2 separate regions of the Homo sapiens genome follow, and region 2 is linked to region 1. Evidence: chromatin loops called from intact Hi-C (ENCODE). Cell type or tissue: CD4-positive, alpha-beta T cell. All regions are shown on one strand. Each heading gives the region's core, and the rest is flanking DNA. Links, peaks and the distances in the headings are about the cores only. Region 1 overlaps EGLN2 (egl-9 family hypoxia inducible factor 2). Region 2 overlaps LTBP4 (latent transforming growth factor beta binding protein 4).

Region 1 (9,028 bases), core at 79-5,078:
GTTCAGTGGAGTGGGTATGCTTACTTGTGGGGACTTGGGGGGGTCTTTATCCTCCCTACGGGCCTTAATGTGTGCACCTGATAAGCTAGGAGTTTGTCCTGGAGCCACAGTGGTTCTTTTTTTTTTTTTTTTTTTTTTCTTTTCTTTTTTTATTGATCATTCTTGGGTGTTTCTCGCAGAGGGGGATTTGGCAGGGTCACAGGACAATAGTGGAGGGAAGGTCAGCAGATAAACAAGTGAACAGAGGTCTCTGGTTTTCCTAGGCAGAGGACCCTGCGGCCTTCTGCGTGTTTGTGTCCCTGGGTACTTGAGATTAGGGAGTGGTGATGACTCTTAACGAGCATGCTGCCTTCAAGCATCGCCACAGTGGTTCTTGACTTTGCCAGGAACCCTCTTAAACTCATGAGAGCTGCTGACATTCACAGCGTGGACCTTGGTGGGGTTCATGGCCTCCTGGTGTCAGTCTGTGGCCCCAGACCAAGCACGGGGATGTAGATAGGCACACAGTTCACCTGGCCGTTCTCTGTTGCTGTCTGTCCCTGTCCACATCCTTCCCTGTGCTCCTGTCGTCCATCCCTGTTTGCTGGCCCATGTTTCTAGTCCATCCATCCTGTCTCCAAGGCAGGAGAAGCAGAAGGGGGAGGGTGGCTGTGATGAGTGAGCCCTGGGCTGAGGGAAGGAAAGGGGTGCTGCCCGCTGGGCCGAGTGCTTGGCCCTGGACTGCATTGTGCCCTGGGTCCCCACTGTGGCATCTGCATCGAGGACAGTCTCCTGGGGGTGGTACTGGGTGGCTGCCTGTTGGCCCAGGTGGAGCTCATCCCCATGTCTCCCACCCTTCACTGTCCCAGTCCCTGCCCTCCATTCCCCCTGTCCTGTGTGTCACTTCCTCCCTACCCATGTCTGTCTCTTCCTCTGCCTTTATGTGTTTGTTCTTAGTCCCTTTTTCTTTTTGCTTTAGAACAATAGTTCTTAATGGTATTTTGGAGCCTGGGTCTTTTTGAGAATCTGTCAGAGGCCACAGATCCTCTCTTAAGACAAATGCTCATTTGCTTGGAGTTTCCGGGCAGTTGTCAAGGCCTCATGGCCTCCAGCTGCCTGTTCAGGAACCTGGGGTCAGGAGCCCAGCACAGGACAGTGGTCCATAGGGCCTTTCCGGGCTGCTGACAGGATCATTGTCTTCATGGGTGGTGTGGGGGCCTGGCCTTGAGTCCAAGGCTTGGTGTCCTTTGGACAAGGCCCTGTGGGGAGTGCCCACTGCTCAACACAGTGATGCCTGGCTGGCTGATGGCACGGGCAGTGTTGTGCCCTGCAGGCGTGAGGCTGAGCTCCTGATGTCCTCTGCCTCCTCCTGCAGATCCCATCTTGGGTTCTGCTTCTGTGTGGCTTTCCTCTCAGGCTGGAGCTGGCTCAGGGACCAGGGCTCCCCCGGGGCCAAGGCCTGTTTCCTCCCCACCCCAGCTGGAACTTGTTCTACTTCCCTCTCCCTCCCGTTACTTGATAGCTGAGCCAGAGCCGGCCCCTCCCTGGGCTTGGCTCCTGTGCGGGCGGGATCAGTGGCCTCCCTGGCTCAGCATCTTCACCCCAGGTTGGCTGTCGTCCTCGTCAGGGGGAGACCAGAAGGGCTGAGTGGCCCAGATGGGACACTGCTCTGAGCCTCAATTTGCTGATCCACGGAATACGAAAACCAGGTTACATCCCCAGTGAGTCTGGCAGTTTGGGGAGGGGAGAGTAGGAGAAGATCTCTTGTGTTTTGGTGCCTCTGGTGCCCACTTTCTATGTGGTTGGGGACAGGGCCCCAGCGAGGATTGGGGAAGGGGCGTGTTTGGACTTTTTTAGCCCTAGGTGACCTTGATTGTCCTAGGGAAGTAAGGACAGGCCAGGCTGGACTGAGAACATAGGGGAGGAGCCCTCCCCTCCCCAGTGAGACAGCAACTCCAGGCTTTCCCGCTTTTAGATGGGCCCCATCTGGACTCTCTCCTGTACTCCAGAGTAAGGCTGTGGGGTGCTCAGGTGGGCTGCAGCAGTTGCCGTGGGGACATGGATCACCAGTGTGGCTAGAGCCAGTAGAAACGTGCTTCTTAGTCGTTCTGAGTGGAGCTCCTGTGTCATCCTTCCTTCCCCCAACTCCCTGGTTGGGGACAGGTGCTCCGTTGACCTGTAGGTGGGAGAGAGTTGACTCCCACTGGCAGCAAGGGCTACCAGAGGGGACCCCAGGGAGAGTCCAGCTTGCTTGGTTTGCTCCTTGAAGAGCAGCTTGGAGGTGGGACAGTCACAGGCTTCTGACTGGGGTGTGTGTGTAGTGGGGGTGGGGCTCTTGGCAGGCAGATTGTCACCAATAGCCTTTAAGTCTTTGGTCTCCTGGCCCTGGTCCCACCTGTCCCTCCCCTAGGTGGGAGGGGTGGAGAGCAAGTTTCCTGAGGCCTTCCCCTGTGAGGGCAGGAAGTAGATACTTTCCTTGGGGCCAGAGGATGCTTTCACCCCCAAGGTGTGTATATGTGGGGGAAGGGTGGGGCCCTAAAGAGCAGGTTCCTGTTTCTGTGTGAGTCCCATGTGCTTGGTGGGAGGCGCTGTGTGAGAATGTACAGGGCAGGAGGAAACATAGCAGGGCTGGGGTGCAGAGGAGGCCCAGAGCAGTGCACTCCAGTCTGCAGGTACTGCACTGGGCACTGGGGAGACCAACCTGGCCCCAGGGGCTTCCCTGTGGCTGCCTTCCAGGGCAGTACTAGGTAAACAGGTGCCTGTGCTGATGCCATGTTGCTAGGAGTGGAACGGACAATCAGCCGGAGTACTCAAGGTGACCCTTGGTCTCTGAATCCTGAATAACAAAGAGGGTCAGAAGGAAGAGTGTCCCAGGCCAGTGCTGAGGCCTTGTGGTGGCGATGAGCTCAGCCTGTTGAGGCATGGAGCAGAGTGATGGGAGAGGCACATGAGGTTGGGGGCCTTTGAGGCTGTGGTTGGGAATTTGTATTTTCTCAGGATGGAGTGAAGACCTGGAGAGGAGGGGCTCTGGCTGCTGTGTGGGGATGAATTGTGGGAAGAGGGTGCAGCACTGGACCCCTTCCCTGCCACCCATCCACGTGCATCATCAGTGTAATCTCTGATTGGATTCCTAATTGGGGAGGTCTTGCCCATCTCTAGTCAGTAACTCACTGTTTCTAAGCCTCCTGGACCATGGCCCAATTCTTCTCCCAGTGAGGTGGTTGCTCAGAGTGCCGACCCTTCCATAGGGAGTGAGCAGTGCAAAGAAGGTGCCCCCTCCTGAACCTTGAAGTGTAGCCATTAGGGTTTTCCCTGGGGGGCCTTCTCACTAATTGTACTCTGGTGCTGCCAGAGAGAAGGTTGTCAGCTTCCCACTGCTAGGTGGCAGTAGATGGTGGCAGCCCTCTCTTTCCAGGGCAAGGTCTGGTGGATGAGGTGCACATGGTTAATGCAGAGCAGCTTAACATCCACCACAGAGGGTGAGCCCTGGGATAATGTGTTGGGAGGCGTCCTGGGGAGGGTGAGGATTGAAGCAGCCCAGTCTGCTGTGGCGTGCGTGCTTGGCAAGCATCCTGTTGTGGCAGTGGCCACTGATGTTTGATCGTGAATGTTTATCTTGGGACTGTCTTGCTGGGCCGGGCCCATAGGTGTAGCTGAGCATTCGTGGGGAATGGACGCCAGCAGAGTTGTACCAGGGCAGAGAGGTCAGGGCAGAGAGGTCAAGACAGATGGTCCGGGCTGGGGAGAAGTTGAAGGGTCCTTGTGCCAGTCCTCCCCTTTTTGTGTGCTACCTCATCTTGCCACTGCAGTGACTTTGGGCAGAGGGTGGGACAGGGACCTTTTAAAATTTTTAAATGGCATTTCAGCCTGTGCTCCAGTTCTCCATGTGGCAGGCACTGTGCTGGCTGTCTTCCCAGACACTTGTTATCTTGTTCACTTGTTCCACAACAACCTGTGAAATAGCTGTGAGCTCCATTGGATCCATGGATGAGGAACCTGAGACCAGGAAGTCACCTGCCTGATGCCACAGCTCATGTGGCAGCACTGAGACTTGAACCAGGGAATTGTGTCTGCAGAAGTGGCTGGGCCATTTCCTTTACCTCTCAGCCACCTTTCTGCCAGCTCCCTGATGACAAACATCCCGGGGCCCTGGCCACAGCATTGTAGGGCTGGGTCAGGGGAGTGGCAACTGTCAGGCAGAGGAAAGAACCCTGTAGACAGAGAAACCAAGCCCTGCAATGAGTCCTGTTAGATCTCCAGGAGTTGGGGCTCCAGAACCTCCCAAGTTATGTTCTCAGAGAGATTAATTGCTACCGCTGTAAACAGCAGTGTTTATTACCCCTGCTGTACACATCAGGCAGTTGAGGCCCATTCAGGTGTTGGAACTGGCTAGGGTTACCCAGCAAATTATCCTTGGAGTTGGAATTAGGTCTTTCTATTCAGACTGTAGCTTTTGGCTCCTGTTCGGAGGTCTATGGGACAGATAATTTAGTGGGGATTCTTTGTAGTCCAGGGCAGCAGTTCTTAACATTGCTGCATGGTAGAATTACCTGGGAAGCTTTACCAATTTCAGGCCCTTCCTTAGGCCAGGTACTTCAGAACCTCAGAGCTCCCCAGGGGGCTCCACTCCACAGCCAAGGGTAAGAATTCCTGGTCTAGGGCTGTGAGGCCACCTCCTTGCACACCTGAAAATGTTTAAATTGGTATTATTCTACTGAAATGGCTGAGGTGGGGTTTGGGGTATCTTGAAACAAATCAAACTCTGTTACTAATTGAGCCCTAGCTGGGTGCCAGGCCCCAGGTATGTGTGTTGGGAGGGAGTGGGCTCTTGAGGCCCAGGAGCTGAGGTTTCTGATAGACTTGGGGATGGGATTTTGGCTGAAAAAGAAAGTCTTTTGGGGCAGGAGCTTGGAACCCTTGACCCAAGGAGTCATGGGGAAGATGGGGCAAGGAGGGGTGGGAAAATAGGTAATTCATGGCTGCTTCTCTAAGATGTGCCTGCCTAGCCCCAGTAAACCTACCTCCCTCCATCCCTGCCAGGCCATGGTGGCGTGTTACCCAGGCAACGGGCTCGGGTACGTAAGGCACGTTGACAATCCCCACGGCGATGGGCGCTGCATCACCTGTATCTATTACCTGAATCAGAACTGGGACGTTAAGGTAGGGGTGAGGGTGAGGGTGAGGGTGGCGCTGGGGCTAGGGCTGGGGCGGGGGTGGCGTGCGTCCACTCCATTTTCCACTCTCAGCCCAGATTCTGGCATTCTCCTGTTTCTCTTCTCAACACACAGCGGGCAGTGCGATCTGCCGGCTCTTCCTGGGAAATGGCACCTCCTCCTCTCTAGCGGACTGTGTGGTGGGAACTCCCCTCTTTCCGGGAATGGTGCTGTCTGCCCAGCCCCACCCGGCCTTGTAATGAACACTTTCCCCCTTTTCCTGTCTTTAGTAGCTTCCTGCCCATCTCCATGGTGATGCAGTCTCTGGGTTGTCATTCACTTTGAGAGCCCGAGGGGTGGGAGGGAGTGATGCAGGCAGACGCTGCGCCTCCTAGTGGGCTCCCGGGGCACCGTGGGAGGCAGCGGCTCCTGGCCGTACCAGCTAGCCTCATCCTTTGGCCTGCCCCCAGGTGCATGGCGGCCTGCTGCAGATCTTCCCTGAGGGCCGGCCCGTGGTAGCCAACATCGAGCCACTCTTTGACCGGTTGCTCATTTTCTGGTCTGACCGGCGGAACCCCCACGAGGTGAAGCCAGCCTATGCCACCAGGTATGACCTGTACTTCTGGAGACGCACCCAGGTGCTCCCCCTGTGACAATGTCCTGTCAGAGCCTCAGAGTGACTAGGGAGCGACGAAGTATTGAGAGGGGGCCTAGGTGGGAGCAGAACCGGGTGGCTCAAAAGGATGGCCGCCTAGTGTGTGTGGATATGGTAGCTGGAATTGCAGAAAACTAATGTCCAACCACCCTGGTCTCCAGGTACGCCATCACTGTCTGGTATTTTGATGCCAAGGAGCGGGCAGCAGCCAAAGACAAGTATCAGCTAGGTACCTGCTTCCCTCCCTTCAGTCCTTCCTATTCTGTGGGCCCTCTTGGGCCTGATGCCACCCCATCCCCCTCATCAGCCTCTTGTTAAATCCCACCACTCATTTTTCTTCATCTCTGCCCACCTTCCTTAGCCCACTCTCCTGGTACCCCAACAGGAGCCCCATTTCTTCCTGGTCCTCTCCCCATCTCCCCAGGTTTCCCTTGGCTTCTTTGTCCTTCTGATGACTCACTGTCTCCTGTCCCCTCTCACCCCCAGCATCAGGACAGAAAGGTGTCCAAGTACCTGTATCACAGCCGCCTACGCCCACCTAGTGGCCAGTCCCAGAGCCGCATGGCAGACAGCTTAAATGACTTCAGGAGAGCCCTGGGCCTGTGCTGGCTGCTCCTTCCCTGCCACCGCTGCTGCTTCTGACTTTGCCTCTGTCCTGCCTGGTGTGGAGGGCTCTGTCTGTTGCTGAGGACCAAGGAGGAGAAGAGACCTTTGCTGCCCCATCATGGGGGCTGGGGTTGTCACCTGGACAGGGGGCAGCCGTGGAGGCCACCGTTACCAACTGAAGCTGGGGGCCTGGGTCCTACCCTGTCTGGTCATGACCCCATTAGGTATGGAGAGCTGGGAGGAGGCATTGTCACTTCCCACCAGGATGCAGGACTTGGGGTTGAGGTGAGTCATGGCCTCTTGCTGGCAATGGGGTGGGAGGAGTACCCCCAAGTCCTCTCACTCCTCCAGCCTGGAATGTGAAGTGACTCCCCAACCCCTTTGGCCATGGCAGGCACCTTTTGGACTGGGCTGCCACTGCTTGGGCAGAGTAAAAGGTGCCAGGAGGAGCATGGGTGTGGAAGTCCTGTCAGCCAAGAAATAAAAGTTTACCTCAGAGCTGCACACATCTGACTCCATCTGCAATTTAGGGCCTTTATTGACCGAGGAGGGTATGGAGGTTTGAGGGCCAGTGAGCCCACCATAGTGGAGCCTGACCTCAGCAGGCCACTGGCTGGAGCTGGAAGTCTGGGGGGACACTGCCCAGGCCAGTGCACTGCAGGTGAGGTTGATGGTGCCAGGGCGTACCACAGGGAGCAGGCAGAACCTCTGTAAGGTGGCCGTAAGGAATAGGAAGATACCCGAGTGGGCCAGGCCTGTGCCCAGGCACATCTGCTTTGCCGGGTACACAGGTGCACAGTGAGCACCAGGTACCCCAGAGCCAGTCCAGGCTGGTCCCCTTCCTCCTCTGCCTGCACCTGAGGCAAAGGGCATGAAAGCATCATTGCCCTGGAACTTGCCCTTGTCCAGGAAGTTGGTAGGGTTGAAGCAGTCTGGGTCTTTGAATTGAGTGGGGTCCCGGTGTGCAGTCACAAGCAGGGGAATCACAAAAGTGCCCTGGGGATACATGCAACTTGGGTTACCTGCGGGCTTGGTGAGCACCTGCACCACCTCCATCCAAGACGCTTTTTAAAAGCCCAAGGGAATAGGCCGGGCAAGTAGCTCACGCCTGTAATCCCAGCACTCTGGGAGGCTGAGGACAGATCACTTGAGGTCAGAAGTTCGAGACCAGCCTGGCCAACATGGCGAAACCTGTCTCTACTAAAAATACAAAAATTAGCCAGGCGTGGTGGTGGGTGCCTGTAATACCAGGTACTCAGGAGGCTGAGGCAGGACAATCGCTTGAACCCAGGAAGTGGAGGTTGCAGTGAGCCAAGATCATGCCACTGCATTCTAGCCTGAATGACAGAGCCAGACTCCGTCTCAAACAACAACAACAAAAAGCCTAAGGGAAGGCAGAGCTGCCTTCCTGCTCCAGGGGTAACTGATTGTGTTTTGGTCTGCACAGCGCACACCTGCTGATTCTGGCTGATCTCATGCACCCGGGTCCCGCACGGGATCCCCAGACTCAGTGGGTACCTTTGGGCAGACAGTGGCTGTGCAGGTGGGTGTCGAGGGTGAGGGTGCGCGGCAGCCCCAGGGGCACCACGCTGATGAAGCACTGGATCTCGAGCAGCACTGCGTTGGCGTAGGGCAGGCACACGCGATAGTCCAGGCTTGGGGCGGGCCTCCACCCTACCACAGGGTCCAGCTCCTGCACCTTGGCTCAGGCCGGGGGAGGCTGTGAGCTGCGCACTTCCAGGACCCTCCAGCCATCCCCAGACTGCAGCCTCCCATTCTGGGTCTCTCCGGGTTGCACACCTGCCACCTCTAGGTACTTAAGCAGAATGAGGAGCCCATAGCACAGGGTGGTGCTCGTGGTTTCGGTGACGCCAAAAAAAAAATGCGTCGTCATTACCGACGTCTACTCCTGGAAATGGCTCTCCGGGTCCTGCTGTTACTGTGGGCAGAGGAGATGTGCTGCCGCGTGCCAGGCACCTGTTGGTGGGCGGCATGGATAGAGTTTAGAGAGCTGGGACCCATGCCTTACCCATCTGGTCAAGCAATCAATGAAATCGCGGGGCTCCGCTGGCTGCCGCATCTGCCAGTGTCGTTGAATTTGCTCAGAGATGACCCGCAGCTCCGAAAAGTTTCGGAAGATTCGGTGGTGCGGGCCCGGGAGCCAGTCCATGAGGGACAGGCAAATGTACATCTGGAGAGACAGGGTCTGTCTCAACATGGGCCCTGCACAAGGCCACTAGGCCTTAGTTTCCCTACAGGGAGATTGGACTAGGACTTTGATACTGGATGTTCTAGAACTCTTCCAGGAATCTGTCCCATTCTAATGATCCATTGTAGGTAGGTCTGTGTACTCGGGATTTGGCATAAGGCTGGACGCACCAAGGAAAGATTGTGGCCGGCCCTCTCACCTCGCCCCATCTGGAACTAATGATGCAGAAGTTGTCACTGAAGAGGTTCAGGAGCCTCAGGAACTCCGGGTCCCCATAGCGATAGCGGTTCCCGAAGACAAGAACAGATAACATTGGATACAGCATTATCCAGTAGCCGCACGGGGTCAAACGGGGCTCCTGGGGGTAGGAACAGGACGGTGGTCATAACGCGTGGTCCTGCCCCCAGCCAGCCCCATGGGCTTACT
Region 2 (5,000 bases), core at 1-5,000, 190 kb before region 1:
CACCTGTAGCCTCTAAGACATTCTACTCTTTGGCCAGGACACCACCCCATCCCAGCCTCCAGCTCAAACCCCTGACACTCTCCAGCCAAGCCCTGCCCCTAGCCAAGGCCAGAGTCTGGGCTGGCCATCGTTTTCTTCCCGCTCTCTTGTCCTCTCTCTGTCTCTCTTACCTATTCCCAGAGGGTTTCCGGGAGATCTGCCCGGCTGGTCCTGGTTACCACTACTCGGCCTCCGACCTCCGCTACAACACCAGACCCCTGGGCCAGGAGCCACCCCGAGTGTCACTCAGCCAGCCTCGTACCCTGCCAGCCACCTCTCGGCCATCTGCAGGTGAGCTGGCTCTGGCAGAAGTGGGTGCCATCTTCAAGGGGCTGCCCCAGCCCCATAGTGAAAGGAGGCAAGAGAGGATTTGGGCTCCACTCGTTGATACCCCTTCTTTATCAGGCTTTCTGCCCACCCATCGCCTGGAGCCCCGGCCTGAACCCCGGCCCGATCCCCGGCCCGGCCCTGAGCTTCCCTTGCCCAGCATCCCTGCCTGGACTGGTCCTGAGATTCCTGAATCAGGTTTGCTAGAAAGAACTGAGGGCATTGGGCCTGCAGCAGTGGCTCACGCCTGTAATCCCAGCATTTTGGGAGGCTGAGGAGGGTGGATCACCAGGTCAGGAGTTCGAGACCAGCCTGGCCAACATGGCGAAACCCTGTCTCTACTAAAACTACAAAAATTAACTGGGCGTGGTGGCAGATGCCTGTAATCCCAGCTACTTGGGAGGCTGAGGCAGGAGAATCACTTGAACCCAGGAGGCAGAGGTTGCAGTGAGCTGAGATCGTGCCATTGCACTCCAGCTTGAGCGACACTCCATCTCAAAAAAAAAAAAAAAAAAAGAATTCAGGGCATTGATGGGGGTATTACAGGTGGGATTCTGGGGTAAAAGACTCCAAGGTGAAGATTCCAGGTTACAGCAAATAGGAATGGTATGGGCAGAGATAAGCGTTTGAAGGGTTGGGTGGTAGTTAGATCAGGAGCTGGAGTCACAGTTGGGCTCTTCTGTGTCAATCGAGCAAGCCATTTAACCTCTGAGACTCAGTTTTCTCATTGGTAAAATGGGGATGGTTGTTGAGATGCCTCTGAAGTGTCTGACACCTAGTAAGTGCTCAGATAAATACTTATGGTAGATAATTATTTTTCATTATCTAATATTAGATAATTATTTCTCAGGTAGGGCACTAAGAATGTATCTCAGGCGGAGGGTTGGAGAGCAAACTATTCAAAGCCAGAGACCTTGGGGTGGCATGATGAGGGGATTCGGCCAAGGATCTGATGAGAACGTTCCAGGATAAAAAAGATGGAGATCAGAAGAAGACTGGGCTTGCTTGGGGAGGAGACATCCATGAAGGTGTTTTATGGATGTCTCCGGGGGTGGGGGTTTTACTGGGATGAAAGGAACGGAGGATTCAGAGATGGGGGAACCCTGGCTGACTGGACCCCCCAGGTCCCTCCTCCGGCATGTGTCAGCGCAACCCCCAGGTCTGCGGCCCAGGACGCTGCATTTCCCGGCCCAGCGGCTACACCTGCGCTTGCGACTCTGGCTTCCGGCTCAGCCCCCAGGGCACCCGATGCATTGGTGAGCAAGACGGAGGGCGCGGAAGGAGGCGGGGCGGGGGGCTTTGCCTGGTCACCTTGTCACCAGCCCCCTCCGTGTCCTCAGATGTGGACGAATGTCGCCGCGTGCCCCCGCCCTGTGCTCCCGGGCGCTGCGAGAACTCACCAGGCAGCTTCCGCTGCGTGTGCGGCCCGGGCTTCCGAGCCGGCCCACGGGCTGCGGAATGCCTGGGTGAGAAATTTGCCCCACCCGGCTCCAGGCCCACCCCAGGGTCTCGCTCCTGCTCTCACTCCAGAGCCTCTCCAGCCCTCCCACGCTTCCCCTCTCGGGTCCCGCCCCAGGACTGCTCTGCCCTGGCCCTTGGCCCTGCCCTTCCCTGACCCGCCTCCACCCAGCTCCAGCCTCCCTTTGACCCCACCCCTACCCAGCTCCCAAACTGCCAGTTTCTATCGGGGCCTGGTCGCAACTCGTATTGCTCCGCCCCCACGCCCAGGCCCCGCCCTTATTGGCCACGCCCCTCCCTGACTAACTCCCTCCCCCAGGCCCCGCCACTGTCCTGCAACTGCGGCAACCAATCTCCTGACCGCGACCCCGATTCCAACCCTGCCACACCAGAGCCCTATCCCCAAACTGCTCCTTTCTTCTCTAGCCCCTACCCCACCTTCCCTTAGCTTGGTCCCCAAAGCTCTCCTTTCTGCCCTTGCGCTACCAAACCCTGCCCTCCACAATTGCCTCTCTCACTGTGCCCCTCTCCGGCTGTCCTGGCCGGGTCCCCATCCTGGCTCTGGCCCAAGCTTGGTCCCGCTCCCGCTTCCCTCTACCCCTGCCTCCTTGCGTCGCTTCTCCCGGGGCTGTCTGCCCCAGTCCCAGCCGCCTGGTCTGTGCCTACAGATGTGGACGAGTGCCACCGCGTGCCGCCGCCGTGTGACCTCGGGCGCTGCGAGAACACGCCAGGCAGCTTCCTGTGCGTGTGCCCCGCCGGGTACCAGGCTGCACCGCACGGAGCCAGCTGCCAGGGTGAGGGCCTGGGAGGGGCAGCTGGGAAGGGGTGTGAGCGGTTGGGTAGAGCGCAGTGATGAGGGCCAGAGAGACTGAACAATAGGGCAAAGCGAGTTGATTTGGAGACAGAGGCCAGGCTCTCGAGCAGACGTGTGGCCTGATGGCAGTAGAGAGAGACCTGGGATGCAGAGGCCAAGTGATGGGAAACAGAAAGGCTGAGTCATGAAAGATGGAGAAGCAGAATGAGGAGGGATGGAGATGTCAGTAATCGGGTAAGGGGAGCAGAGTTATGGAGGAAAGGGGAGAAGGAGGCCTTCTCATGGGGACTACAGAGACAGAACCAGCCAGGCAGCTTAGTAGGGATTGGTGGAGGATGCAGAGTCAGATGATGGTGACAAGGAGGAATAGAGATGGGGTCACGGGGACAGAATGTTGGAGGGTGGAAAGCCAAAGTGACAGAGGTCAGGGAGGCAGAGGGGAACAAGTGACCCCGGGCCCCCTGCCCTGTGCAGATGTGGATGAATGCACCCAGAGCCCAGGCCTGTGTGGCCGAGGGGCCTGCAAGAACCTGCCTGGCTCTTTCCGCTGTGTTTGCCCGGCTGGCTTCCGGGGCTCGGCGTGTGAAGAGGATGTGGATGAGTGTGCCCAGGAGCCGCCGCCCTGTGGGCCCGGCCGCTGTGACAACACGGCAGGCTCCTTTCACTGTGCCTGCCCTGCTGGCTTCCGCTCCCGAGGGCCCGGGGCCCCCTGCCAAGGTGAGGGTGCTGAGCCCAGCCCTACTCCATCACTGTTTGCTGTGGAGACTGGAGAGAGATTATTGAGGGGCAGAGAGGCAGAGTGATGGGGCTCAGGGATGGAGAACAGGGGCTGAGGGATGGGGACCTCACTCCAGAGTCTTCTCTCCTTTCAACAAAATAAGGCAGTCCTCCCCACCCCTCCTCCCTTTTTGAAAGATACTCTTGTGCTTATGGGAACCCTGAGGAGGGGGTCACCTGAGGCAGGGCAGGCAACATGGAGTTGGTGCCTTAGCCCCCACCTTAGTAGCTGGAGAGACCATTGAATGGGGACACGAGGAAGGTGTCTGTCTTCCTGGGAAGAGGGAGCAGCCTGAGGCAAGTCCAGAAGGCAGGCTCAAGACTGGAATGCTGGGGTGGGTGGTGATGGCCATGGGAATGGATTCAGGCCCCTTCCTCAGCCTCATTGGTCCCCTCTGCCCCAGATGTGGATGAGTGTGCCCGAAGCCCCCCACCCTGCACCTACGGCCGGTGTGAGAACACAGAAGGCAGCTTCCAGTGTGTCTGCCCCATGGGCTTCCAACCCAACACTGCTGGCTCCGAGTGCGAGGGTGAGGCCGGGGAGGGAGGGAGGAGTGTGGATGGGTGAGGGGGGAGTTGGACCACTTCTTCAAGGCCACCCTCTCCCCTGCCCCCCAGATGTGGATGAGTGTGAGAACCACCTCGCATGCCCTGGGCAGGAGTGTGTGAACTCGCCCGGCTCCTTCCAGTGCAGGACCTGTCCTTCTGGCCACCACCTGCACCGTGGCAGATGCACTGGTGAGACCAGGCCCTGGCTGTGACCTTGGGCCTGCATCATGACCCCCGACCCTTGACCCAGATCACAACTATGACCTGGCCGTAACCTCCTGACCTGGACCTCAGTCCCTCAGTCCCCAGAGCCTGTGACTCCTGACCCTGACCTGGACCACAACTCTTGACCCTGAATGTGACTCCTGAGACCCAACTTGACAGTAACATTTGACCCTAACCATCACCCTTGATGATAGTCCCTGCCCATACCCTGATAGCAATTGTGACCCTCATGACTCTGGCCCTGAATGTGACCTATAACTCCTGAATTTGACTGTGACATTTGACCCTAATCATAACCACTAACCATAGCACTGACCATAACCTTGACTGTGTGACTCTTGGTCCTATCTCTTTCACAGCCCCTGCCTCTTCTCAGAATCCCTTCTCTGGAACCTGGTTGGGTTCATAATCCCTGACCCTGGCCCCTGACTTGAGGCAGAATTCTGGACCCTGACTATAACTTCTGATCCTAACTGGATTCAGATTCCAGTCACTAACTCTGACCCATGGCTCAGCCGAATCCCATCCAATGATCCTAGTTTATAATACTTGACTGGTCCCTTGCCCTAGTTGATTTCTGATCCCTGTCTGATCCCTCTCCTGACTCCAAAATCCTGGCACAGGTAGTTCCTAGAAACCTAGACCCACAGGACTTGCAACCATGGTCCCCGGAACCCGAGAACCTTGGTCAGCCCTACCCACCTCTGCCATAGAGCCCTCCCCCAGCCTCCAACTCATGAGACTTCCCACCACCTCCCCCAGACACCCTACTCCAAGGGGATTGGTCGGGTGTGTCCCGAGACTGGACCCT

Evidence for each region. Peaks named below come from ENCODE experiments on the same cell type or tissue, not always from the same donor. Only the 100,000 strongest peaks of a DNase experiment are listed, where the experiment ranks them.
Region 2: a loop joins it to region 1, with 2.7 times the contacts of the local background. A loop is called at or near these places in 6 of 110 quality-filtered maps.

What each region holds. Positions count from the first base shown.
Region 1 is chr19:40,801,536-40,810,563 of GRCh38, forward strand. EGLN2 (egl-9 family hypoxia inducible factor 2) reads left to right here. Exons shown (of 6, transcript NM_080732.4): 3 at 5,020-5,139; 4 at 5,603-5,739; 5 at 5,949-6,016; 6 at 6,274-6,899. The coding sequence ends at 6,329. RAB4B-EGLN2 (RAB4B-EGLN2 readthrough (NMD candidate)) reads left to right here. Exons shown (of 12, transcript NR_037791.1): 9 at 5,020-5,139; 10 at 5,603-5,739; 11 at 5,949-6,016; 12 at 6,274-6,906. It also overlaps the pseudogene CYP2T1P. Among named protein-coding and RNA genes, the nearest start is that of EGLN2, 6.9 kb to the left of the region's middle. RefSeq lists enhancers at 1-91, 270-1,010, 2,668-2,847, 6,815-7,314. In CD4-positive, alpha-beta T cell, for the core only: no CTCF peak of the experiment used is centred there; DNase peaks (open chromatin) are centred at 670, 2,366, 3,406, 4,126 and 2 weaker places; H3K4me3 peaks cover 4,239 bases; H3K27ac peaks cover 4,657 bases.
Region 2 is chr19:40,608,040-40,613,039 of GRCh38, forward strand. LTBP4 (latent transforming growth factor beta binding protein 4) reads left to right here. Exons shown (of 30, transcript NM_001042545.2): 8 at 181-330; 9 at 445-564; 10 at 1,491-1,622; 11 at 1,707-1,832; 12 at 2,493-2,618; 13 at 3,113-3,355; 14 at 3,820-3,945; 15 at 4,034-4,153. Among named protein-coding and RNA genes, the nearest start is that of LTBP4, 9.2 kb to the left of the region's middle. RefSeq lists a silencer at 1,815-2,144 and an enhancer at 2,285-2,364. In CD4-positive, alpha-beta T cell, for the core only: no CTCF peak of the experiment used is centred there; DNase peaks (open chromatin) are centred at 2,032, 2,562, 3,252, 3,876 and 2 weaker places; H3K4me3 peaks cover 2,728 bases; H3K27ac peaks cover 3,450 bases.